Regions from separate parts of the Mus musculus genome. Here all the other regions are linked to region 3. A link is a loop called in an ENCODE intact Hi-C map of the cell type or tissue named here. Cell type or tissue: gastrocnemius. All regions are shown on one strand.

Region 1 (8,000 bases), 100 kb before region 3:
CATACACACACAGAATAAATAAACAAATAAATGTAAAAATTTTATGTATTTTTCTCTACTGAAATACTGTATCTGCCATCTTTTACTTGTATTTTTTTCCAGCTGCCACTTTACCTAGTTTGGGGCTTTGGTGTCCTTAAGCATGCTGATGCCTATCTTTTGTCTCTGGAGCTCTGTGGTCTTTTGTCCATGTGACTTTCTTTGTGCCTTATTCTTGTTTCTATACATAACTGGCATTGCTTGCATTTAATGTTTTTCTTCTTTCCCAGACTTAGCTCTGAGGTAGTCTTGTGAGATCTCAACTCTGTATGTAAATGACTACTGTAAACTCAGTAGGCTCCACAGAATCTAGAGCAAACCTCTGGGCAAACCTCTCTCTAGCTCAAAGGGCCAGGAGAATCTCAAACTCAATAGATTTCTCCTGCCTCTGCCTTCCAAGTACATAGACTGCCACCACCCAGCTACTTTTATTATCTTTAATATATGTGTATGCCTCTGTGTGTGTGTGTGTGTGTGTGTGTGTGTGTGTGTGTGTGTTTGTGTGTGTGCGCGCGCGCGTGCGTGCGCGTGCTTGTCTGTCTGTCTGTCTATGTGCACATAAGTGTAATATCCTAGGAGGCCAGAGGCTTGAGATCCCCTTATGGGTAATTGTAAGCACCATGTGGGTCCTGGGAATTGAAATCATGTTCCCTGGAAGAACAGCAAGCACTCTTAACTGCTGAGTGATCTTGTCACCTTCCAAATAAAATTATTATTATTATTTTAACCCCCCTCCCACCAAATAAAATTCTTATAGGTTAAATATCCTCATAAAAGAGAAAAGAAACCTGGGCATGTGGTGGTGCCTCCAGCAGAGACAGGCAGATCTCTGTGAGTTTGAGGCCAGCCTGGTCTTGGTTTACATTAGGGAGTTCTAGGACAGCCAGGGCTATATAGAGACTATCTCAAGAAGAAAAGAAAAGAAAGGAGAAGAAAGAAAGAAAATTGTTATTTTGACAATTTAAAAAGATTTACTCATGAATTTTATGTCTGAGTGCTCTGTCTTCATGCATATCAGAAGAGGGGTTCAGATCCCATTATAGATTCTTGTGAGCTACTGTGTAGTTGCTGGACCTCTGGAAGAGCACTCAGGTGTTCTTAAATGTTGAGCTTTTTCTCTAGACTTCTGCTGACAAATTTTTAAGTAGGAAAGAACTTCAGAAATATTATATTCAAGCCAAGTGTGGTGATTTATGCCTGTAATCTTGGTACTGAGGAGGTGTTATATAAAAACGGATTGCAAGTTGAGTTCAGCCTAAGCTACATAGTAAGCTCCTGTCTAAAAGAAAGAGTACTTGGGCAGGGTAAAGAGGCAGGGACAGATCTCTGAGTTGAGACCAGCCTGGTCTGCATAGCAAGTTTCAGGCTGGTTGAGACTACATAGTGAGACCTTGTTTCAAGAAAAATAGGAGCTCAAGAGATGGCTCAGCAGTTAAGAGCACTTGTTCTTCTAGAGGTCCTCAGTTCAGTTCCTGGCATCTACATGGCTAACTATATATAACTGTATATAACTATACAGTCTTAACTGTAGTTTCTAGGGATCTGATGCCTTCTGGTGTGTATATATGTAGACAAAGCACCCAAACACATAAAATTTATAAATAAATCTTAAAAAAGAAACGTTATTTTATAAACTTTGGGCCAAGCTATAGTAATCTGTTTTGTCAACAGATGTATCAGGATTATCTTTTCTGTCATTAACTTTTTATTTTTTGAGACAAGGTTTTACTATAGCCCTGACTGGTTTGGATCTCTCCTGGTCTGGATTTCTCCCTGTTGACCAGACTGACCTCAGACTTGCAGAGGTCCACCTGAATTTGCCTCCTGAATACTGAGATTAAAGTTGTTTATCACACTTGATAGGCATTAAGTTTTTTCTTCCTTTAGACAAAAACCAAAAAACAAACTTTTATGTATATGTATGTGCATGTGAGTGTAGTTTCCCATGGAAATCAGGTCCCCCTGAATTGGAGTTACAGGGGGTTATAAGTCACAGTATATATAAGTGCTGGGGATAGAACTTGGGCCCTCTGGAAGAACAGCAAGTCCTCTTAGCTGTTGAGCCATCTCTCCACCCTGACAGTAACTATTTTAAAACATTTAAATCAATATTAATTCAGATACTTTAATTTTAGCCCTTGGAAGACAGAGATAGGCAGATCTCTTGGTTTGAGTCCAGCTTAGTCTACAGAGTTACAAGGCAGCTAAGGCTACATAAAGAAACCCTGTTTTGAAAAAACAAACAACAAAAAAAATATTAATTTTATATACTATAAAAGATTTTCAGGGCTGAGGAGATGGCACTCTCCAGCAATTAAAGGCACTGACTGCTCTTCCAGAGGTCCTGAGTTCAAATCCCAGAAACCACATGGTGGCTCACGACCATCTGTAATGAGAGATGATGCCCTCTTCTAGTGTGTCTGAAGAGAGTGACTGTACTCATATATACAAAATAGACAAATAAATCTTCAAAAAATAGTTTTCTTCATTATGATACATACCTATGCTAATTTTCATTACTAAAATTAAAGTGTTGGCAAACCCAAACTGTGTGATAGTCCTTTTGTTCTTTTAAAAAGTTTATTAGCGGGCTGGTGAGATGGCTCAGTGGGTAAGAGCACCCGACTGCTCTTCCGAAGGTCTGGAGTTCAAATCCCAGCAACCACATAGTGGCTCACAACCATCTGTAACAAGATCTGACTCCCTCTTTTGGAGTGTCTGAAGACAGCTACAGTGTACTTACATATAATAAATAAATAAATCTTTTTAAAAGAAAGTTTATTAGCTTAAAAGTAACTATTACACACAATGGGCTTCATTATGACATTTTTATATATAAGTATATATTTTGATGATATTCACTCCCTATTACTCTATTTTGTCTCCATCTTACCCCTTCTTCCCATCTGGTCCTCCTGATTTAATGTCTTTTGTTTTTTGAGGAAAGCAAGACCAATTAATTAAATTAGCATTGCTTATAAGAGGATAGGTTATAAGAAGCAGACACCGATGATCTCTGAGTTCATAAAGGGTTATTTATAGGAGCATAGATCTTTTTGGTAAGATTTATTTTGTCTTTATGTGTTTGAGTGTTTTATCTTCATGGCTATATATGTATGCATGCCTGGTGCCTGCAGAGGCCAGAAGAGAGCTTCAGATCTTCTGGAACTAGCGTTACAGGCAGTTGTGAGCCGCCATGTGTGGGTGCTGGAAGCTAAACCCAGGTCCTCTGCAAGGGGGCCAGTGGTTTCAGCCATCTCCCTGGCTCTCCTTTGTGGAGGATGTCAGCATTCTCTGCAGGTGGCCCATGTTGCTTCAACGTATTGCTTCCTCTCTGTATAGACTTGAGGCTCTGAGCAATATCTTCACAGCAGGGGTTCAGATGAGGTGACAGTTGGGTGCAGCTGCCTCCTAACCCTGACATATCGCACTCCCAGGAAGTGGTGTCAGAGCTCTGGGCTGTCTTAGAGAGTGTAGACATTTTAACAGTAGCTATATCACTGTTCTTGAATCTTGAGGTATTTTCAAGCTTTCATATTTCTAAACAAATTAAATTGTACTGAGTGATAAATATTTGCCTAATATGTTTAAGACTCTGGATTTGATCCCTAGCACCGTAAAACACACACGTGCATGTATGTATATGTGTATGTATATGTTTGTGTATATATGTATCAACAAAAAAACCGAAAAGGTACTTGAATGTGATGGCATACTCCTTTAATTCCAGAACTGGGAGGCAGAGACAAATGAATCTCTATGAGTTCAAGGCCAGTCAGTTCTACATAGTTTGACCTTGTTTCAAAACAAAACATAACACCATCAACAAGAGATTAAAAAGTAGTCTTAAAAAATCTAATGAAAAATCGACAGTGAAAAGTTAATTCCTGCCTTCCCTCTCTCCAACTGAGAGGTAATTGCTTTTAAGTCTAAGTATTTTTGTCTAGTTTCATTTGCTGTTGTTTTACTTACTACTTAAGATATTTTCTGTAGACTTTGTGTATGTATATAATATATATATGTGCAGTTATAGGTATGTTTTGTGTCAGTACCTGATTTATTAAGATACAGATTTCTGTTTGTTTTTGAGACAATGTGTCTCATGTAGCTCTGGCTGACAGAACTCGCTGTATAAACCAGATTTGGTATCAAACTAACAGAGAACAGCCTGTCTCTGCCTCCCTAAGAGCAGCACCAGGCTTGCCTGAGTAAATTCTTTTCTCTGTTCGTCTCTGCAAAGTCTGTTGTCTGGGTATGGGACCTCTTAGAGTGATGCTACAGGTTTCTTCAGGAGTAAATACTGCTCATATTAATATTTTTTCTAGATTTCTTATCTTAAACCTTTTTTTAAAGATTTATTTTTATTTATGTGTGTATGTCTGTACAAGTATGTGCTATGTGTGCGTGCTCTAGATTTCCAACTGGAGTTACAGGCACTGGTCAGTTAACGGATGAGGGTGCTGATCAGTGAACTTAATCCTTTTTAAGAACAAGAAGTGCTCTCAACCACTGAGCCATTTCCTAGCCATTACTACACCTTTAGAAAAAGTTATTGTTATTTTGTATGAGTGTTTGCCTGTGCATATGTATGTGCATTGTATGGGTATTGTGTGTGTATCTAGTGATAAAGAAGGCCAAAAGAAGGCACTCCATCCCTTGAATCTAGAGTTACGGACAGTGTCAGTTACTATGTGGGTTCTGTGGACTGATCAGATGAGTCCTCTGCAAGAACAGCGAGCACCGAGCCATCTCTCTGGCCTTACATTTCATTCATTCATTCATTCATTCATTCATTCATTCATTCATTCATTCATTATATGTGTGTGTGCATATACATACATTTATTTATTTTTATTTATTTATTTTGTATGTATGAATGTCTGAATGTGTTTAGGTGCACTGTGTGTGCAATACCTCTGGAGGCCAGAAGAGGGCATTGGATCCCCTGAAACTGGAGTTACAGGTGGTTGTGAGCTGCCATGTGAGTGATGGGAACTGAATCCAGACATATGTACAGGCAGAATAACTATATACATTATATAGTAAAAATAAAACTTAGCAGGGCATGGTGGCATACTCCCTTAATCCTAGTATTCTCAAAGCAAAGGTAGGTGGATCTCTGAGTTTAAGCTAGCCTGGTTTACAAAGCAGGTTCCAGAACAGTCAGGGCGACACACACAAACCCTGTCTCAAAATAAAATAAAAATATTAAAATAACTAAAAATAAGAAAACATTAATACCTCTCTTTTTCCTAGCAAACAGGATATTTCTCTGTTCAGTGTCTTTACTTTGCACTTTTAAGTTTATTACCCTGAGAGCCTGTCTAGAACACTATTTTTTGATTGATTTTTGTGGGAAGCTTCCTGGTCTTGGGTCCTGGGTCCTTGTGTTAGCTTTATATGTGAGCATAGTATTCAGAGCTACTATAGCCACAAACATAAAACTTTTGGTACCTTACCACCTTTGCTTTAGAGGATAGGACTCACCATCAGTCACTTTACTGGCGGCATCTTTAAAGATGCAATGAAGAGGTTTTTCTTTTTGGTGTTCTAGCTATCCAGGAAGTTTTATTTCCTTTAGGATAAAGGCTAAAGGTCTCTTTTCCTCTTGTTATTGAAATCTGACCTTTTGACTGGCTTACCTGTTTCTATCTCTACTTCACTCTCAGCAAAATCTGAAGTTTTAGGGGTTAGTAGTCTCTTTACTCATTCCTCTGGCTACATTGAGAGATGTTGCTTCTTCCTGCAGCTACGAGTGACAGTAAGGAATATCTGAGGGGTTTGTTGTGGTCTTAGGGACGCTTTGAGGTTGAATGCTCTTATTTAAGTACTGTGCCCATGGTAGCCAGAAGAGGGCATCAGATCCCCTGGAAGTGGTTGGCCAAGTCAATAATGGGATGGGTTACTGAGTCCAGCCCAGTACTGCTCTTTCACTGCTGCTCTTGGCATTGGTGGAAGTGCCCTTCTGCTGAAGTCTTGTCTTGTCTAAAATCTCTAAGAAGATACTGAATGAGGGAAGAGGAAGTGTCTTTTATTTAGTGTCTTTATCCCCCAGTCTCCTTTGTACTGTCTCTGTATCTCTGATTAGTGGATTTTCTTCTTGTGCATGGAGTGTATTGAGGATAAAAAGGTAGAAATCATGTTGAGATTAATAAGCACAAACAACACCAAGTGAAATAATTTCAAAGCAGTAGTAGATTTGCCCAGTTTCATCCCAAGTTCTAATTCTAATGTTCATGTTTTTTATTTTCAAAATTAGGTCAGAAAAAAAGTGCACGCCAGTATCATGTACAGTTCTTTGGTGATGCCCCAGAAAGAGCTTGGATATTTGAGAAGAGCCTTGTTGCTTTTGAAGGAGAAGAACAATTTGAAAAATTATGCCAAGAAAGTGCCAAGCAGGCACCCACGAAAGCTGAGAAAATCAAGGTGATAGATGCTCCTTTAGTGTGACCTTATAGTTGCTTTAAGTGATTTCTTATGTTGGTCATTTGCCTTTTTTTTTTTTTTTTTTTTTTTTGAGATAGAGTCTTATGTAGTCCTGGCTGGCCTTGAATGCATTAAGATCCACCTGCCTCTGCCTCTCTAGCCCTGGAATTAAAAATGTGAGCCAACATGCCCAGCCTACATTTGTCATTTATTTTTACTCAAGTATGTGATTTTCCTTTTACTCATTTGATGACTCACAGGAATAATTTATTTTCTGATTTTATTTCCTTTTAGACATAGAAACGATTAGTTAAAGCTATTAGAGTTGATTGCTAGTTTAAAGAAACAATAGTTGTCAGCTGAGTTATATCTAAATTTTAATTGGTTTTTTATAGACTTTCCTTATAATGTGAAAGTGTTTTTAATTGAGTCATCTTTTATATTATGCAATAAAATTTATAATTTATTTTTTTCCAGTTGTTGAAACCTATTTCGGGGAGATTGAGAGCCCAGTGGGAAATGGGCATTGTCCAAGCTGAGGAAGCTGCCAGCATGTCAATAGAGGAGCGGAAAGCCAAATTTACCTTCCTTTATGTGGGGGACCAATTGCACCTCAACCCTCAAGTAGCTAAGGAGGCTGGCATTGTTACAGAACCTTTGGGAGAAATGGTGGACTCTTCAGGGGCCAGTGAAGAGGCTGCTGTAGACCCTGGGTCTGTGAGAGAAGAGGATATTCCCACGAAGAGAAGGCGAAGAACCAAAAGGTCTAGTTCTGCTGAGAACCAAGAAGGTGATCCTGGCACAGACAAGAGTACACCTCCAAAGATGGCAGAGGCTGAACCTAAGCGAGGAGTAGGCTCTCCTGCTGGGAGGAAAAAGTCCACAGGCTCTGCTCCTCGGAGCAGGAAGGGAGACTCAGCAGCCCAGTTTTTAGTCTTTTGTCAAAAACACAGAGATGAGGTAAGTATTGTGATGGGTTCTGAGTCCTTTGTCATGCCACAGGATTTCCAAATTTGATGAATGTCCCTCTGCAGAATCCTCTTTCTTAGTATACTGGTTGAGCACAGTCTAGTTTTTAGATGTAACAGTTACTGTTGGAACACAGCCATTTGCAGCTTGGTTGCCACCATGTTCCTTCAAAGTGGATAAAAAGTTGCAACTGTAGGAAGTGGGAACTGAGTTTCACTGGGCCTCCCTTTGCTGGAAGCTGGACCTAGTCCTTGGTATTCAGCTCTGGGTGAGCATTTTCTCTTAAACTGTTTTGAAGTGTTGACATGGCTCACTTATAAAGACTGTAATAGTGTTAGCACTGAGTATGTTGAAAATTTATTTCTATAATATTTAAGAGTATAATGATATATAAGTGAGTAAAGTATTTAAGTACTTTTATTTTTTATTATAAAATATATCACTGGTGCCTGTGTCTCATTTCCTTTGTAAGGAACCAAGGCTCTTTATAGTGTGGGTCATGAAGCCATCTTTATTGTAATCTTTCTTTTAATTAATTTCATGGAATTTTTTTTTTGTTCAGAATT
Region 2 (8,000 bases), 280 kb before region 3:
TGTAGAGGTATCTACATCTGTGGCTGCTAAGGCAAACAGTTTAGAGTGGACACTCCATGTAACAAGGAGCCCAAATGGACTTCTGTGAGAAGGAAGTGCTGTCTCTCAAGACTGCAGCTGCAGTTGCCACTGGTTTCCAGCTTTCCACCACCCTGCAGATAATGAAAGGCAGCTGTGGACCATGGTGCACACCAGAGCAGACACTTATTAATAAGATGCTCAGTGTATTAAACTGAGGTTAAGTAGACTGTCTCAAGTCAAACTGCAATCAGGATTAGTGCCTCAGAACAAAGACCCTATTGTATGCTACCCTGTGTGTCTCCTGTAGTACAAGAGTGGGGCTGGGGACACTGTGTTGAGGATCCTGGACAGGCACAGGAGCTCTGCAAAGCTGGTCCTAAATTCAGCTGTGACCTAGTCAGTCCCCCTGAAACAAGAAGGCTGAGGAGATCTACACGTCTAGGTGGGACAAAGTCAGCACAGCTCATGTGTTGCTGTAGGGGCGAGAGCACAGCATGTGAGGACAGCTGCCCAGACCGATGGCTGAACCTGAGGCAGTATTTCAATAGGGAATGAATGGGTCCTACCCAAAGAGGTCCAGGCTAAGATCTCCCATTCCAGAAGTAAGCACCCCTTAACCAGGCCCAGGATCACAGAGCCTAGTCTGCAGCTGGAGACTGGGGGCTGGAGGTCCTTAGGTAGTTACTTAGCACCAGGAGTTAAAGCCATTCATGAGCCACAAGCATGAAGGATGGTACTGTGCAGGGTAGGACTGAGGCTAAGAATCTGAGTTAGCTATCAGAGGTAAATGGGAGCCTTTGGAGAACAGACTCAAGTCCAGTAGCCTGGGCCTCTTAGGAGGCCTGTGTTAAACCTATTTGGAAGATAGTAACTTGCTAAGTCAGAAGGCCAATAGAGCTAGATCAGGCATTACTGAGACAGATAACCTGACCAGCCTTTTGGGCAGGTATCCCCAAGTCTTAGGCCTCTCTCCTCAGCCAAAATCTTCTAGACTCACTAACATGCACTTAGAGATCCATGGGACCTCCCTACTAGTCTCTTATAGGATGATGTCACAACGGCCCTACACGGAGATGGGGCAGGCACACATCCACTCGGGTTTAGTTGCTGAGCATGGCAGAGTCAGCCAGCCAGGCTCATAAGGGAGCTGAGGCTCAGAAAAACAACACTCACTCAGTGGGAAAGTAAGCAGATTCAGGGCATGGCAGCACTTCTCTCACCTGGGCTTCAGGGTTCAGGAGGACCTAATGCCTTAGAGCTAACCAGCTACCTACAAGCAGGGCAGCAGTATGGTTGCAAGGGTTTCCTGTTACTTGGCCCTGTTATGGAGGCCTTGAGAGGTAGAGGGCCATAACTAGGCCTCCTCACTGGCTCTGCCGGGCTTCACCAGTCCCTCCTAGAGCTGCCCTATCTATCCCTTACTGAGGCCTCTCGCAGCCAAGCCAGAGTCTGTCCAGAGAAAAGTCCTGAAGGGCAGCTGGATGCATTAGGGTAGCCAGCCTGGCCTGGGGCCATGCTGAGGACACCGACCGCCCAGCAGCAGCCTGGGCTGAGCCACTCCAGGACAAAGGAGCCTTGTATGGCTGAATGGGCATTTATCCTGGGGGCTGAAGGGGGCCCTGGCACTGGTCCTCCATGAGTAAACATGACCCTAGCTGGGCACATAGCAGCAGGGCCAGACTTCTGTAGCCCTGTGTCCCTTGACATTGCACAGTGGGTGCTTGTGGGCCTGCTGCCAGGGCAAAGTAGGGAATGCCCTGAGGCAACTGGAAGGAGAGGGGTTATCACAGCTCACAGATGTAAAGCATCACAGAAGCCCTTCCCACAGCACCACAGTGTTAAACTTCACTGTTGAAGATTAAATGAATCGCTGTAAAAATTTAAACATTGAAGCCCAAGTCCCCAACAGGATAGTCTGAGGAAGTGAGACCCTAGTAATTAGTGTCTGTGAGGTCCTGAGAGTAATGCCTGGTAAGAGGAAAGTTAGCTGGCATGGTGACACACACCTTTAAACCTAGCACTTGGGAGGCAGGCAGGTGAATCTGAGTTTGAGGCCAGCTGGGTCTACATAGTGAGTTCCAGGGTAATCAGGGCTACAAAATGAGAACTTGGCTCAAACCAGTGCACCCTAACCCCCAAAAAGGAGAGCTGAGATCTCCTTTTGACCCCCATGACTATGGGTAGTACATGTCAGGGAAACTGCTTTCCCATATACACAGGATGGGTTGTACCTACAGACTCGGAAATTGCTCTTCTGTTTAAGTCCCCTCCTCAGCCCACGGTGATGTTACTTTCACAGGTCTAGTAATAAACTCACCACCAGAGGCACAGCCTAGCCACAGTCTACCCTTTAACCACTGGCCACTGACAGGCTGGTGGCTCCTGGGGTCTTGAGCCCAACCAGAGGAAGCCCACTCACCTCTGAGGTTCCAAGACCACATAAGAACTAGTGTGGCCCAAGCTGCCTTCTTGGGCCAGACAAGACCCTTTAGGGTAGGCTAAGTGGACCCTCCAAGTAGATCTCTAAGCCAACCATTATCACCCAGAAGAGGGTGCCTTGCCCATTGACAGCCCCCAGCTCCCTCCAGAAATGCCTCCTCCTGGACCAGGTGTTGCAGCCAGCCCAAGATGAACCCCAAACACCCTTGACCCCTCAAGAGTCCTGACTGGTGAAACTCAGCCTCTGGAAGGCATTCAGTGGTGTCTATATTAGTAGGACCTTAACACCCAAACCTGAACCCCAAACTCCCTCTCCTGAATCCTTCTCCGGCTAAGATAGGCTGAATCTTGTCTCTTGTATCTCTGGAGAAGGCCTCAGAAAAGCCAGGCATAGAAGATGTTCACCCAAAAAAGAAGATCACACCGGGAATATAGACCCACCTCTACATCTGAGATGGACTCTGCCTTTCTGGGGTGTGCTCAAATATAGGTCACAGAATTGAGCTATGGCCAAGGAGTCCAGGGAATCCCCATGATGGCCCTCTGTGGGTAGAGACAGGCCTATCTGTCCTGATACTATTCCAGTAGCCTCTGTTCCCTAACACTAGGAATTGATTCCAAGCATTGCATTTATCAGCCATCAGATCAGGCAGCCTGTAGGGGGCACCCGTGGACAGGCCTGACCCCTCATGTCTTCATCAAGCCAGCCCTACATTCCCAAGCTATATCTAGTCTCATTCATACATACCTTGGGGCACTGAAGACCCTCCAGGCCCCCCCATCAGACCCTGACCAGCTAACTAGCTCTGATCATAAATACCCTTGCCAACTCACACCTCCTGTCAAGAGGAACCACATGCCAGGCTACATACAGCAAAGAGGTTCCAGGCCCTTAAGGGTAGTAACTAGTCAACTATAGCAGTCACCATTACATTGCTGTAGAACAGGAGTCCATAGCAAAAGAAAACCTTACTCAGACTCAGTGATAGGCAGATGTGGATACTGCCTCCCAATACCCTGAACCACCAGGTTCCCCTAAACTCACCCACTCACTGTTATCTATGCAATGCCCCTTTGCTATCCTATGCCCCTCCATACATGAGGGAGCAGGCCAGAACTCCCATAACACCTGGTACCAAGCTCCAGACTGAAAGAGCACAAGTATATGTGGATGAATGAATTATACATACTAAGACACACGAAAGTTTGTCTCTTCCACTCAGGCCAGCAAGGGATAGGTGAGCACAATGTGCCCCAGCAGGGCCAGACTCCTAAAAGTGGCCCCCTGGCGGAGGCCAACATCCCTGTTTCCTACGAATCCTCTGTGTTGGGAATAGGAAGATCCTTGTACAGACAACCAAAATCCAGGAGAACCAAAAATGTTAATCACACAGGGATGTCCTCTTACTGGGGAAGACAAAATAAAATGCCTGTATCCCATCCAGAAAGCTGAGAGTGGATTCTGTTACTGACCTGGCAACCTTTTGCTATCTGTGGTGGCAGACCTCACTCACCTTTTACTGTAGACACAGACATCATCCAAATTCTACAGACTGTTTATTCCAGACTCTCTCTGCCCAGCTCCCAGGTAACAGAACCCACCCTACAGGACTGCTGACCTCTGAGCTGCTGGGGTAGAGACTACTCTAGATTCTAGACCTTTTAGCTATAGAACCCACCCTCATGATCACTTGTAATTTGGGGGGGGGTGTTTGAGACAGGGTTTCTCTGTGTAGCCCTGGCTGTCCTGGAACTCACTCTGTAGACCAGGCTGGCCTCAAACTCAGAAATCTGCCTGTCTCTGCCTCCCAAGTGCTGGGATTAAAGGCGTGCGGTGCACCACGCCTGGTTTTTTAAAAAAGATTTATTTATTATTATAGATAAGTTCACTGTAGCTGATTTCAAACACACCAAAAGAGGGTGTCACATCTCATTATGGATGGTTGTGAGCCACCATGTGGTTGCTGGGATTTGAACTCAGGACAACTCAGTGCCCTTACCTGCTGAGCCATCTCACCAACCCCCACTTGTACTTTATAAAGGAGTTTCTAAGTAGTCACACCTTAAGCTTTACTGTGCGCCTAACTTGAAATGATTATTGCCTGAACACCTAGAGGGAGTGATCGTTGCCTGGAAACTTTTCCCTGAATTATAGAGTGGTGCTTTTTTTTTTTTTGGTTTTCCGAGACAGGGTTTCTCTCTGTCTAGCTCTGGCTGTCCTGGAACTCACTTTGTAGACCAGGCTGGCCTAGAACTCAGAAATCCTCCTGCCTCTGCCTCCCAAGTGCTGGGATTAAAGGCATGCGCCACCACGCCCTGCTGTTTTTTTTTTTAAGATTTATTTATTTTCTGTATATGAGTACACTGTAGCTGTACAGATGGTTGTGAGCCATCATGTGGTTGCTGGGAATTGAATTCAGGACCTCTGCTTGCTCTGGTCAGCCCCACTTGCTCCGGTCGGGCCCTACTCTCTCTGGCCCAAAGATTTATTTAATATATTTAAGTACACTGTAGCTGTCTTCAGATGCACCAGAAGAGGGCGTCAGATCTCATCACGGATGGTTGTGAGCCACCGTGTGGTTTCTGGGATTTGAACTCAAGGACCTTTGGAAGAGCAGTCAGTGTTCTTAACCGCTGAGCCATCTCTCCAGCCCTATACAGTGTTTTAAATAATTTTAATTTTTTCAAAATCTACTTTTAATGATAGCTCTTAAACACTTTAACCTCCCTTTTAGCCCACCACCCACCAGAGGAAGTGGAAAAGAAAGGATATGGGGGGAGTGGACCTGTTTAGAAAGCTTCTTTGGAGCCAGGCGTGGTGATTCCAAAGAATCCTTCATCACGTGTCCTTTCATGTGCTTGCTTTAGCAGAATATCCTCTCGCCTCCGTCTACTTCAGCTAAACATTCCTTCACAAGTCTGCCTTAGCCTTTCACCTGTGTCCACTTCAAGAAAACACTCCTTCAAGTGTTTGCCTCAGCAAAACACCATCCAACAGAACGTTCCAAAGAGCCCTTAAGTTTCCATTTCATATGCTGACAATGAACAGCCTGGCATAGACTCTTCCAGTCTGATCTAGGTTGACAAAGTCAATCTGAACTGAGTTTTCATTCTCATCTCTTTGCAGGTTATGTTCTTGCTGTGACCACCTGTAGGGTCCCCCACACCTTTGGAGCCTTCCACCTCTTCTGCCCACTCCTCAAACTCTCCTGGTATCAATAGCCTCCTGGGCTGAGCTCGGGGGCTAAGGAGCTACCTTCATGAAAAGAGGTGGCAAGAGACAGCCAGAGCCATGAGAGGAGGGATAAATCCACGGGAGACCACAGCAAGTGAAACAGCAAGAAGAGCTGTTAGTGAAGAGTGGCATTCACCATGGGCCTTCTAAAAATTAAAGGACCCCACCCCTCACCCCCAGTGTAGTAAGCCACCTGTGGGCTCCCTGTGTGCAGAGCTGGGTAGCCCTGTAATAAAGACAGCTCTGTCATCTGGCCTCTAGGTCGCCAAGATATATCACTCCTGGAGGGTTTTGTGGGGAGTCATGGGGGTTATGCCTGAGGGTTTTTTTCTGGCAAGAACTGCAGTGTGGGCTGAGAACCCCAGACCCTCTATCCAGTGTTTACTAAGGCCCAGAGACTGACAGCATCCAGGGATCCTCTGAGTTAAGTGGGATGAGCTGGGGCGGAGCAGGATTACAGAAAAGTTGTGGGAGCCCCCCACCCCACCCCCACCCCGAGAAAACTCTCTGAGCCTAACTGTGGTAATTCCAGAGCTGAACCCATGAGGCCAGCACTGCATATGTTTTAGGTGGGGTCTGAAGCCTGATAGGACTAGCCCTCTGCCTGGGATATCTGGCCCAGCCTTGGGGCTATTCTTCCACACAATATCAACAGCGTCTCCCACCCAGCCCTAGAACAACTTACTCACAGTCACATAAGGTTGGGGAATGAGGGGACTCAATGACAACGACTGTTGGGTCTTCCAGTCTTCCAGCTCCTGTCCACCAGAGACATATCAGCCCATTTACCATTGTGCTAAGTCTTACTAACTACCCTGGCCTAGAGGACCTGGGTCTAGAGTCTTCAGAAAGTCTCCTCACACTCCTCAAGCTCCAGGGTGAATGTCCAGACAGCAAGGCTGGCTAGAGATCAGAAAATGTCAATCCTTGTCCAGGGCTGGAATCAGCCAGGGCCAGGCATAGACCCTCACCAGAAACCCAGTGTTCTCGTCATAAATGAGGGCTGGACCCCAAGCCTCTATGTATCCTGACATGTTTGACCTTTGTTCCTGTGTCACTTGTGAGCACCCCCTCTCTTCCAGGCTGAGAAAGAAGAGAAAAGCAGACACCTTTGGGACATGTTAACAGGACATGCTGCAAGGACCAGGGTAGAAAGAAAAGGGTGAATTCTTGTCTCCCTCTGTGGCTACTAATGTCCCCAGTGTCTCATTGTGTCCTCTGACCCCACCCAACACCTCATCGCCAGACAAGAATCAGTCCCACACTCTTGAGCTACACAGATAGCTCTCCGCATGTGCCAGCAAACACAGGCTCCTAGGTCCCTGGGTGTTCAAGACCAGAACGACAGTGGAGCATAGGAGAGACCTTCTCCCAATCAGGAAAAGGCTGCCTGGGGAACCCAGCAAGACCCAGCTCCTCACAGCATGCAGGGGGACAACAGCCCCAACTAGCCAGGGCCCAACCAATAAACAAGTAGGGATAGTACTTACTGTCCATCTGTAGGTCAGCCCACATCATCCTGGATAGATAGAGTCCACCTACTTCATACTCTGCCCTGACACCTGTGACAGGTTCCTCTGGACCAGAGTCCATCTCTACTTCCCACATGTAGAGGTCACTAACTGACTGGTCCAGTAGCAGGCCAGGCAGCCAGAGCAGCCCGGCACTGGGTAAGGCCAAGTCAGAGAGCCTTTTGCACTTGATCTTCACTCTGGAGGCTTGAGAAATCATAAACATATGGGCAGCACTCTCACACCCAGCCCTTAAGTGAGTTACCCAGAGTCCCAGAAGAGTGGGACCCAATGTGAAGGGGACTGTTGTGTCTTCCAGCGCCCATCCACCAGGCCACATCAGCCCATCTACTATTGAACCAGTCTTACTAGCTGCCCTGGCCTACGTGAGCTGGGCCTGGAGTCTTCCTACACTGTACGTTTTGTTAAGGGACCTTTCCCTCTCTGTGCTAGAGATGAAACACCAATGGCGGAAACCAGGCCTGATTCTTTTTTTTTTTTAAAGATAGATTTATTTATTTATTTATTTATTTATTTATTTATTTATTTATATGTTGTGAGCCACCATGTGGTTGCTAGGATTTGAACTCCGGACCTTCGGAAGAGCAGTCGGGTGCTCTTACCCACTGAGCCATCTCTCCAGCCCCAGGCCTGTTTCTTACCCACCCTGTAGTGGGGACACTATGACCCAAACTAGTATATGTAGGGCTGGGGACAGTGCCCTTTTATCACATAGGGGGCTTTCCAGAGCAGACAAAAGGAGGCCTGCAGGGTTAGGGTCTTTCTTCAAAAAG
Region 3 (8,000 bases):
TCATTAAGCAAGCCATAAGCTTGCTGTATACTTTCTTCTTTAGGTCCACAAATTACAGTATCATTCATATAGTGACATACCTTTAAAGAGGAGAAACCATCTCTAACTGGCTGCAAAGCCTTTCCCACATATAACTGACATATTGCAGGGCCACCCACCATTCCCTGGGGCAATACCCACCATTGATACCCTTCATCAGGCTCCGTATGATTAATAGAAGGCAAGGTAAATGCAAATCTAGGTTCATCTTTCCCACTTAATGGAATGGAAAAGAAACAATCCTCAATATCCACCACTATAATTCTCCAATCCTTAGGTAGAGCTGAGAGTAGGGGGAGTCCTCTTTGTACAGGACCCATAACTTGCATTTGTGCATTAATGGCTCTTAGGTCATGTAACAATCTCCATTTACCTGACTTCTTTTTTACAACAAAAATAGAGGTATTCCAGGGTGATTGCGTGGGTTCCACATGTCCCAGGTCTAATTGTTCTTGTACTAATTCTTTAGCTGCTTTTAACTTCTCAGAGGGTAAAGGTCACTGAGGCACGCCACGGAATGGGCAAAGGCTCCTCAGTGGCCCCTAGAAAAAACTCAGCCCTTTTCTATCTGCTTTTTCTGTGGCTTTAACTGGAGAAACTCTACCTTGTAAATTGTTTCTAAGACCTAGTCCAGGTATATATCCCATTCCTTTTATCATTTCCTTGCTTTTCTGAGAGTAATCATTAGTCAGTATAAAGTTGAAAAAGCCCTGTCCTTCCTTCTTATGCAAGCTAGGAAGAACCAACAATTGAGCAATGCGATCTCTAGGAGAAATGGCCACAATACCTCGGGGTGCAGAACACATAATTTTAACTTGTCCCTCATAATCTGAGTCTATAACTCTGGGATGTATTACCAATCCTTTCAAAGCAGAAGAGGACCTACCCAACTACTAGTAGGCCCACTGTATCCTTTGGTAAGGGACCTCTAAAATCTGAGGGAATAGGTTGGCACCCCATTTGTGGTGTAAGAATTACTCTGGAGTTGGCACAGATGTCCAATCCTGCTGAACCTAGAGTGGCTCTCCTTGGTCTTTGGGTGGCCTCATGGACACTGTGGTCTGAAGTGCCCCATACATTTGGGTTTTTTGGCTGTTGCACTTTGAACTGAGGTATTGGCCTTCCTGTTACAACTCTGGTTGATCTGCATTCATTTACCCAATGTCTTCTTTTCCCACATTTTGAGCAAATACCTGGTAATTTCTTTTTTAAACCTATTCTTTCCATCCTTTGTACACTGCTTATGCACATGACCTGTTTTCTTGTGTTTGTTCATGTTGTTTAGAATGACTCCAACCCTGAGTTCCCAATTTTAAGCTAACTTTCTGTTACAAGCAAAAGGCTGCCTGCCCCTTTAAAAGCTCCATTTGCAATCGGCCCTCAGCAGGGCTTTTTCAGCTGTACCTGACTCCCAGCCACAGTGCTTATATCACTTTCTGCTGTGTAAATTGAGACTGCCTTTTAAACAAGTTAAAGGATGGACAGCCAGCAGATAAAGTTTTAACCAATTATATTTTTCAACATGAAACACAGAACAACAATCATTCAAACAACAAAACAAAAACAAACATGAATTGACAGACATATGGACAATTTGGTGCACCAAAAACAGATAATAGACAGACAGGGAATATAACTTGGTGTCTCAAAGGGACCCAGATATCCTAACCAGAGCTAAGAATATCTCCATAGGAGCCAGAGAGGAAGCAGGACGTCTCCCGTTTTCCTTCTGTCCCTAGGAGAGCTCTGAAATAGCTTATTTTCTTTTTTCTTTCTTTTTTTAAAAATCTTTCTCCTTAACTTTTCCCAACTAGGTAGTGTCAGTGACCCAGTGGGGGCAAACCAAGGAGCGAGTCTATTTAAGAACCCTCTCACTGTACTTTCATCTGGATGGTACCTCTCCTTCTCATAGCGAGCTGCCTCCTCCTCTAATTCTTCCTCTTCTGAGGGACTGAGCCCAGTATCTGAATCTGAGCTATCGAGTCCCAGAGCCTCAAGTTCTTTTACTGGATACTCTTCTTTTTTGGGGGCCTCTTTTTCCTCTCTTCTCTCTTCTCTCCCTGGGCGTCCTTTCCCCATTCTCTCACTTTCTCGGATCCAAGGTCCTTTTTTTTTTTTTTTTTTTTTTTTTTTTTTTTTTTTTTTTTAGGTATACCCTTTTTTCTTTGAGCTCTTAATCTTTTACCCCGCTCTGTTTCTGCTGTGATGTCCTTAACCTCCTCCAGCACTCCCTGTCCTGCCTTTACCGCTGGGCGGCACTTCTCATCTTCCAAGCATGATTTAATAAGTTTCCAAAGCGGCATAGTTCCTGCTTTCAGTTTCCCATTCTGTTGCTCTCTAGCCAAATCTCCCCTCAACTTCTCCCATGAATCGAGGGTTAATGATCTAGAGCATGCATACCAAGGTGCTATGCGATCTATCTCCTTAACAAAGGATTCCAAGGTTTTCACGGAGACTTTAATTTCACGCTGCTTTAAGATAGACTGCAGTGCTGTGATCACTGAATGTGAGGTTCCCATACTGCTCCTTTATCTACAGGAGAGGCTTAAATATAGGAGAGACACCTCAGCTTATGTACGTCCATCTGACTGTACCTAGAGGCGGTCGAAAATCAGCACCACCCCCAGTGAGTGCAAAATGAAACCAAAAGGAGAACAAAGGCTTCCACCGCACCTTCCAATTGAGGAGAGAGATGAGAGAAATCAAGGCCAAACATTCCTCTCAGAGCTTACCTTCGTCCTGCAGTTCTGAATCCTTCCCCGAGAGCGGGGGGGGGGGGGGGGGCGGGGGGGGTGTCGTCCCCTCGGCGCCAGTGATGATGATACGTTTTTTCCGGGTTTTCGGCGCCAAATGTCCTGCACTACCACCTCGCCAGCAAGAACGCGCACGGAACACCAGGATTCTTCTGCAGCAAATCTTTATTGCATATTGATGAGGTAGACCCCGAGCCCTAGAAAGGCGCTGCTTATATACCCCCTAGCGTGGCATGTCCATGCCTGACTGGTCGCTTACCCACGGTCTCATTGACACACCCCGGGGTGGGCTCTGACTTGGCGTGAACACTCTTGCACATGTGCACACAGCTTGTTCACTGACAAAGGCCAAGCTGGCACAGCGGAATCTGGTGCCATCTTGTGGCGGCGAATGTTATCGCAGCTCTCCACAGAAGGAAAAGGTGGGGCTGGAGGTTTTAGAGAGAGGGGGAAGAGTGAAGAACAAAAGAGGAAGGACAGAGGAGGAAGAGGTAGGTGGAAGGACATGTCCTGGAGAAGCCACAAATAGCAAGGAGTCTCATAGCTGGGGAATAGATTAGCACAGTGATAGATCTGCCCAATCTAGACATACAACTTATAAAAATAATTACTGAGTTGTGTGTTTTTGATATGGGCTTATTGGGGTAAGAAATTACCACAACAAGTCTTCTGTTTGCCTTCGGGACAAAATGTAGAACTTTCAGCTCCTCCAGCCCCACTTTTGCCCGGACATTGCTGTGCTCCTGCCTTGATGATAATGGACTGAACCTCTGAACCTGTAAGCCAGCCCCAATTAAATGTTGTCCTTTATAAGAGTTGCTTTGGTTACAGGGTCTCTTCACAGCAATGGAAACCCTAACTATGACACCAGCCATAGGTATAGCCCTTTATTAACCAGTCAGAGATTATTGGGGAGCAATCTTTACCATACATTGATTAATACAGTGCTCCACCATCAGGCTATAGACTGGGCAGGGGCACAGAACTCAGTTTCTGAATACACATTCCACAAAACGAACCCCCACAATCAGTGCTAAACCTGCCATCCTGAGTCCAGTCTCCAGAACCTACGTGGCAGAAAGGGAAGAGCTGATCTCACTGTTGTCCTCTGAGCTGCCACTGCAGGCAATGGAGTGTGCCTGCTCTTCTCCCTCCACATACATGAACACATTTTGTTTTGTTTTGCTTTTGTTTTAAGTCAGGGTTTCTCTGTGTAGCTCTGGCTGTCCTGGAAGCTCTGTAGACCAGGCTGGCTTCAAACTTGGAGATCCACCTGCTTCTGCCTCCTGAGTACTAGGATTAATTTGTGTGCCACTTTAGCCCCACATGAATTAAAAATTAGAATATATAGTATTCACTGTGCAATTCATGAGTAGCAGCAATCTGTAAGATGTTGCAGTGCCACTGTGCTGCCTGGAATGGCTTGGATTAAAGACTCTGATCATATTGTAAGCCAAGTAGACTGCAAAGGGACCACAGCTGGCAGACACTGCTAGTGACTTGAGTAGGCCATAACCTCATTGAGAAAGATTAGTGTGGGACATTACCCACCACTCAGGCATCTGCTTCCAAGTTATTTACCTAGGAAAGCCTAAACCCCATGTCATACAGACTAGCACAGCTCTATTAGTAATACTGAAGGCCATTAAAAGTGAATGCTGGCCAACCTGGAGCACAGTTTGAATCTCAGCACCTAGGAGGCAGAGGAGCTCTGGACATTAAAGGCCAGCCAGGGCTATGTAGAGAGACCCTGTCTCAAACAAACCAATAAAAAGTTCACAGACACAGAAAGGTCCCTCTTTGGAGTCTGTGAAGCTGCCTTCTGACATAGAGCCCTCCGCAGTCAGCATTTGTCTAAGGTCACAGTATGTGCTCAGGGGTGCACATTGCTCAGGGCTGCGTCACATTAATTAACTACATCAATCAACCTCAGCCAGTCACTTAGGAATGTAAGGCCAGGGGCTGGAGAGATGAGACTTCCAGAGGGCCTGAGTCAGAATCCCATCATCCAACACCGTGACTCATAAACATCTGTAACTCCACTTTTAAGAGAACCGACATTCTGAGCACTAGGTACACATGGTGCCCAGACATACAAGCAGAAAACACACACATATGTGTAAGATAAAAATATTTGTAAAATGATGTCTTTATTAAAAAAAAAAAAGTGAGACTAAACTCTGGCCACTCAGTGGGGAGCGGTACCGCTCTGCATTAGGAGTGAAAAAACCCTAAGCCTACTCACTCGCCTGATTATGCACAGCTATGCACTGCTGTAAGACACTTTGCTGAAATACTTTGGATTATAGAAAGAATATCTTCTATACTGTATGAATGCATCTCCTGTCAATTAAAAAGCCTATGGCCTATGGCTTAGGTAGGGAATTAAAGTGGGACATTCAGGAGGCAGAAAGGATTCTGGGAGAGAGCCAGGCTCGGGGGTGGAAGGGTAGGGAGATGTGGTGAGAAGGACACATGGTACCTGAGCACAGGTACCAGCCACGAGGCAGAATGTAGGCTAGAATAAATGGGATATTTTAAGTTGTATCTAGTCAGAGAAGAGCCTAGCTGCATGGTTAAGGTATTTGTGAATATATTTTGAGTGTGAATGTTATTTCTGGGAGCATGGGGCTGGGAGGTAGAACCAGGTCTAACATCTACATTGGATCTTCAGATCCCAGATGCTTAGTCAGTGCACTATTGCTGTGAAGAGACACCATGACCATAGCAACTCTTGGGGCTGGCTTACAGTTTCAGAGGTTGAGTCCATTTAATCGACACAAAACTATCTGACAGAAAGATGAGTATTACTGTGTTCCCAAGGCTGACACATGGAGAGGAGCATGGTAGCATGTAGGCTGACGCAGTAATTGAGAGTTCTATATCTGGGTCCACAGACATCAGGAAGAGGGAGACTCTGGCATGAACACTTGAAACCCCAGTGACACACTTCCTCCAACAAAGTCATATCTACTCTAACAAGGCCACACCGCCTAATCCCTGTCAAATCGTGCCATTTCCTAATAACCAAACATTCAAATATATGGGCCTATGGGGGGCATTGCTATTCAAACCATCATACCAGATCTATTTCTAATACTTCACCCCAGTAGAAAAGAAATGAAGGTTCTTCTACCAACTCATAGGATGAAAAAGCAGCACGGTAAGGTTTCATATCCAAACCATGGGAATGCATACTTTCTACAGTGAGGTGTGGTGAGGGTTTCCAGGGTGAAGGTGAGGGGCATTTAATATGTGCAGTATACTCTACATCAGACTCTTGTCAGATTTGTGTGGGAGTGTGTTAATGGGAAAGCCTGAGGTCCGCACCAGATGTGCTGTGTGACACTATTCCCTAGAAAGAATGAGCAAACTTTAAACAAATCTACTCACCCCAGATAAGGAACCAATGGCAGACCAAAGTGTGGGTACCACCAAAGTCCATCCTGGTGAACCAATTAGTGTGTTGGGATTACTTAGAGGAATATGGGTGAGGGGTTATTTATAGGAACAAAATGACTCAAAAGTGACTGCATCACCCAAGCCCATTCCAGCATGGGTGACAGCTCATAAAGCTGGAAATCTGGAGCACAGGACAAGTCATTAGACATCTAACAGGTTGGAACCTGTCCTTTCCAGGTGGCTCAGCTGCTGTTTTTTAAAGTGCTGAATCTACCAGGTTTTAGGTCTTGTAGGCAGTCCAGATGTCCAGAAATGAGCTCAAGGTAGACTGCAGAGTTAGATAAGAGCCAACATTACTCAAGAACTTGTGAAGTTGGTTCCCACCTGCTGAAAAAGTGTAGACTTAGATATTTCAAACCCTACTTTTTATAATGGTTCTTAAATGCTTTAACCTCCCATCTATCCCACCACCCACTGGAAGTGGTGGAAAAGAAAAGTTATTAGGATACAGGGGGAGTGGACCTGCTTGGAAAACATTCTTTGGAGCAAATCCAATCTGCATTGTCAGAAAATCAGCAGTTCAGGTCACAGAAATCAACTGCAGCAACTCAATCCACTAGCAAACACTTCACACATACACCAGCAGTCCAATACTGTCTGGGCAACAAATATGAATCAGCAGTGGTGGCAGGACTTAGCAGAAACAGCCAGGCCTCAGCCAAATCAGCACAAGTCAGCAGGAGTGACCAGGACCAGCAGGGGCACCAGGGGATGTTCTTTTCTGTGCCTCTCAACGAATTGAAGATCAGCAAAGCCAAAGAGTGAAGTGTTGCAAAGCTAACTATGCAAGCTTCCCGTCACTGCCCATTAAGTCCTAATTATATTCACTCCAAACATCATGTGCCCTCCCATGGGTCTGTCTTAGCAAAACACCACACGAGTCTGTATCAGCTGACATTCCTTTGTCAATTGTCTCCAGTACGAGGAAGTGGCAAAAAGCCACCAGAGCACCACCAGAAGGTTTTTGGTGCATTTCTCTCTATGGAGTCACAACAAACAGAGCTCAGCAATGCAATGTAAGGCGAACTAATACATGTGTGTCATTAGCAAGGAATCCTTCATCAGGAGTCTTTTTCACATGCCTTAGAAAAACATCCTTTCACCTGTATCTGCTTCATCAAAATGTTCTTTGACATAACTGACTTACCAAAGAAATCAGAAATTTCCACTTCAAAAAAAAGAGTAATATCCCTTATCTCTTGCAAAAGGGACAAATGGCTACCTGTGATTGCATATCAAAGCCCATGCTGGCTCTAGGCTTCTTCAGTATACAAGAAGTTGTTTTATACTTCAAAGCTGAGACAGAATCCTAGCCTTCTCACCTCCCCAGGATTCCCTCTTCCTAGATACCTGTTTGTTCTCGTTATAATAGCAAGGGTTTTACCCCCCCTATACTATTCTCCCTTCTCTCTCTTTCTCTCTCTCTCCCCCCCCCCACTTACTCTCTTTATCTTACTCTCACAGTATGCTCTGTTCTCTGTCTCTTGCTATCCTACAATCTCCAGCATTCTCTTCCACTTCCCCACTTCCTTTGCCCCCGGCCATGTCTAATCTGCTGGCCATATTCAGTCTACTTCTTACTCCCTCTGCTCTGGATTCTTCCAGATGTCTCTGGCTGTCCTCTCTCTCATGACTACAATAAAAATCTTTAATCATATCATGGAGTAGTTGTTGGCAATTTCTTTATTGTACCCACTCACATACAGCTGTGCCAGAGCCCGCTGACAAAAGTCGAATGGTCCCTGA

Evidence for each region. A loop is a pair of places that touch in the nucleus more often than their neighbours do. Peaks named below come from ENCODE experiments on the same cell type or tissue, not always from the same donor. Only the 100,000 strongest peaks of a DNase experiment are listed, where the experiment ranks them.
Region 1: a loop joins it to region 3, with 2.3 times the contacts of the local background. A loop is called at or near these places in 7 of 42 quality-filtered maps.
Region 2: it touches region 3 in a loop (8-fold over the local background); 12 of 42 quality-filtered maps call a loop at or near these places.

The regions. Positions count from the first base shown.
Region 1 is chr5:33,848,312-33,856,311 of GRCm38, forward strand. It overlaps Nsd2 (nuclear receptor binding SET domain protein 2), which reads left to right. Exons shown (of 21, transcript NM_175231.2): 3 at 6,299-6,465; 4 at 6,943-7,425. Among named protein-coding and RNA genes, the nearest start is that of Nsd2, 9.2 kb to the left of the region's middle. In gastrocnemius, CTCF peaks have their summits at 4,952 (motif pointing right) and 5,899 (motif pointing right); DNase peaks (open chromatin) are centred at 4,963 and 5,926.
Region 2 is chr5:33,673,033-33,681,032 of GRCm38, forward strand. No RefSeq gene overlaps it. Among named protein-coding and RNA genes, the nearest start is that of Tacc3, 19 kb to the left of the region's middle. In gastrocnemius, CTCF peaks have their summits at 3,117 (motif pointing right) and 4,980 (motif pointing right); DNase peaks (open chromatin) are centred at 1,624 and 3,119.
Region 3 is chr5:33,951,368-33,959,367 of GRCm38, forward strand. No RefSeq gene overlaps it. Among named protein-coding and RNA genes, the nearest start is that of Nelfa, 19 kb to the left of the region's middle. In gastrocnemius, no CTCF peak of the experiment used is centred here; a DNase peak (open chromatin) is centred at 3,126; H3K4me3 peaks cover 1,026 bases.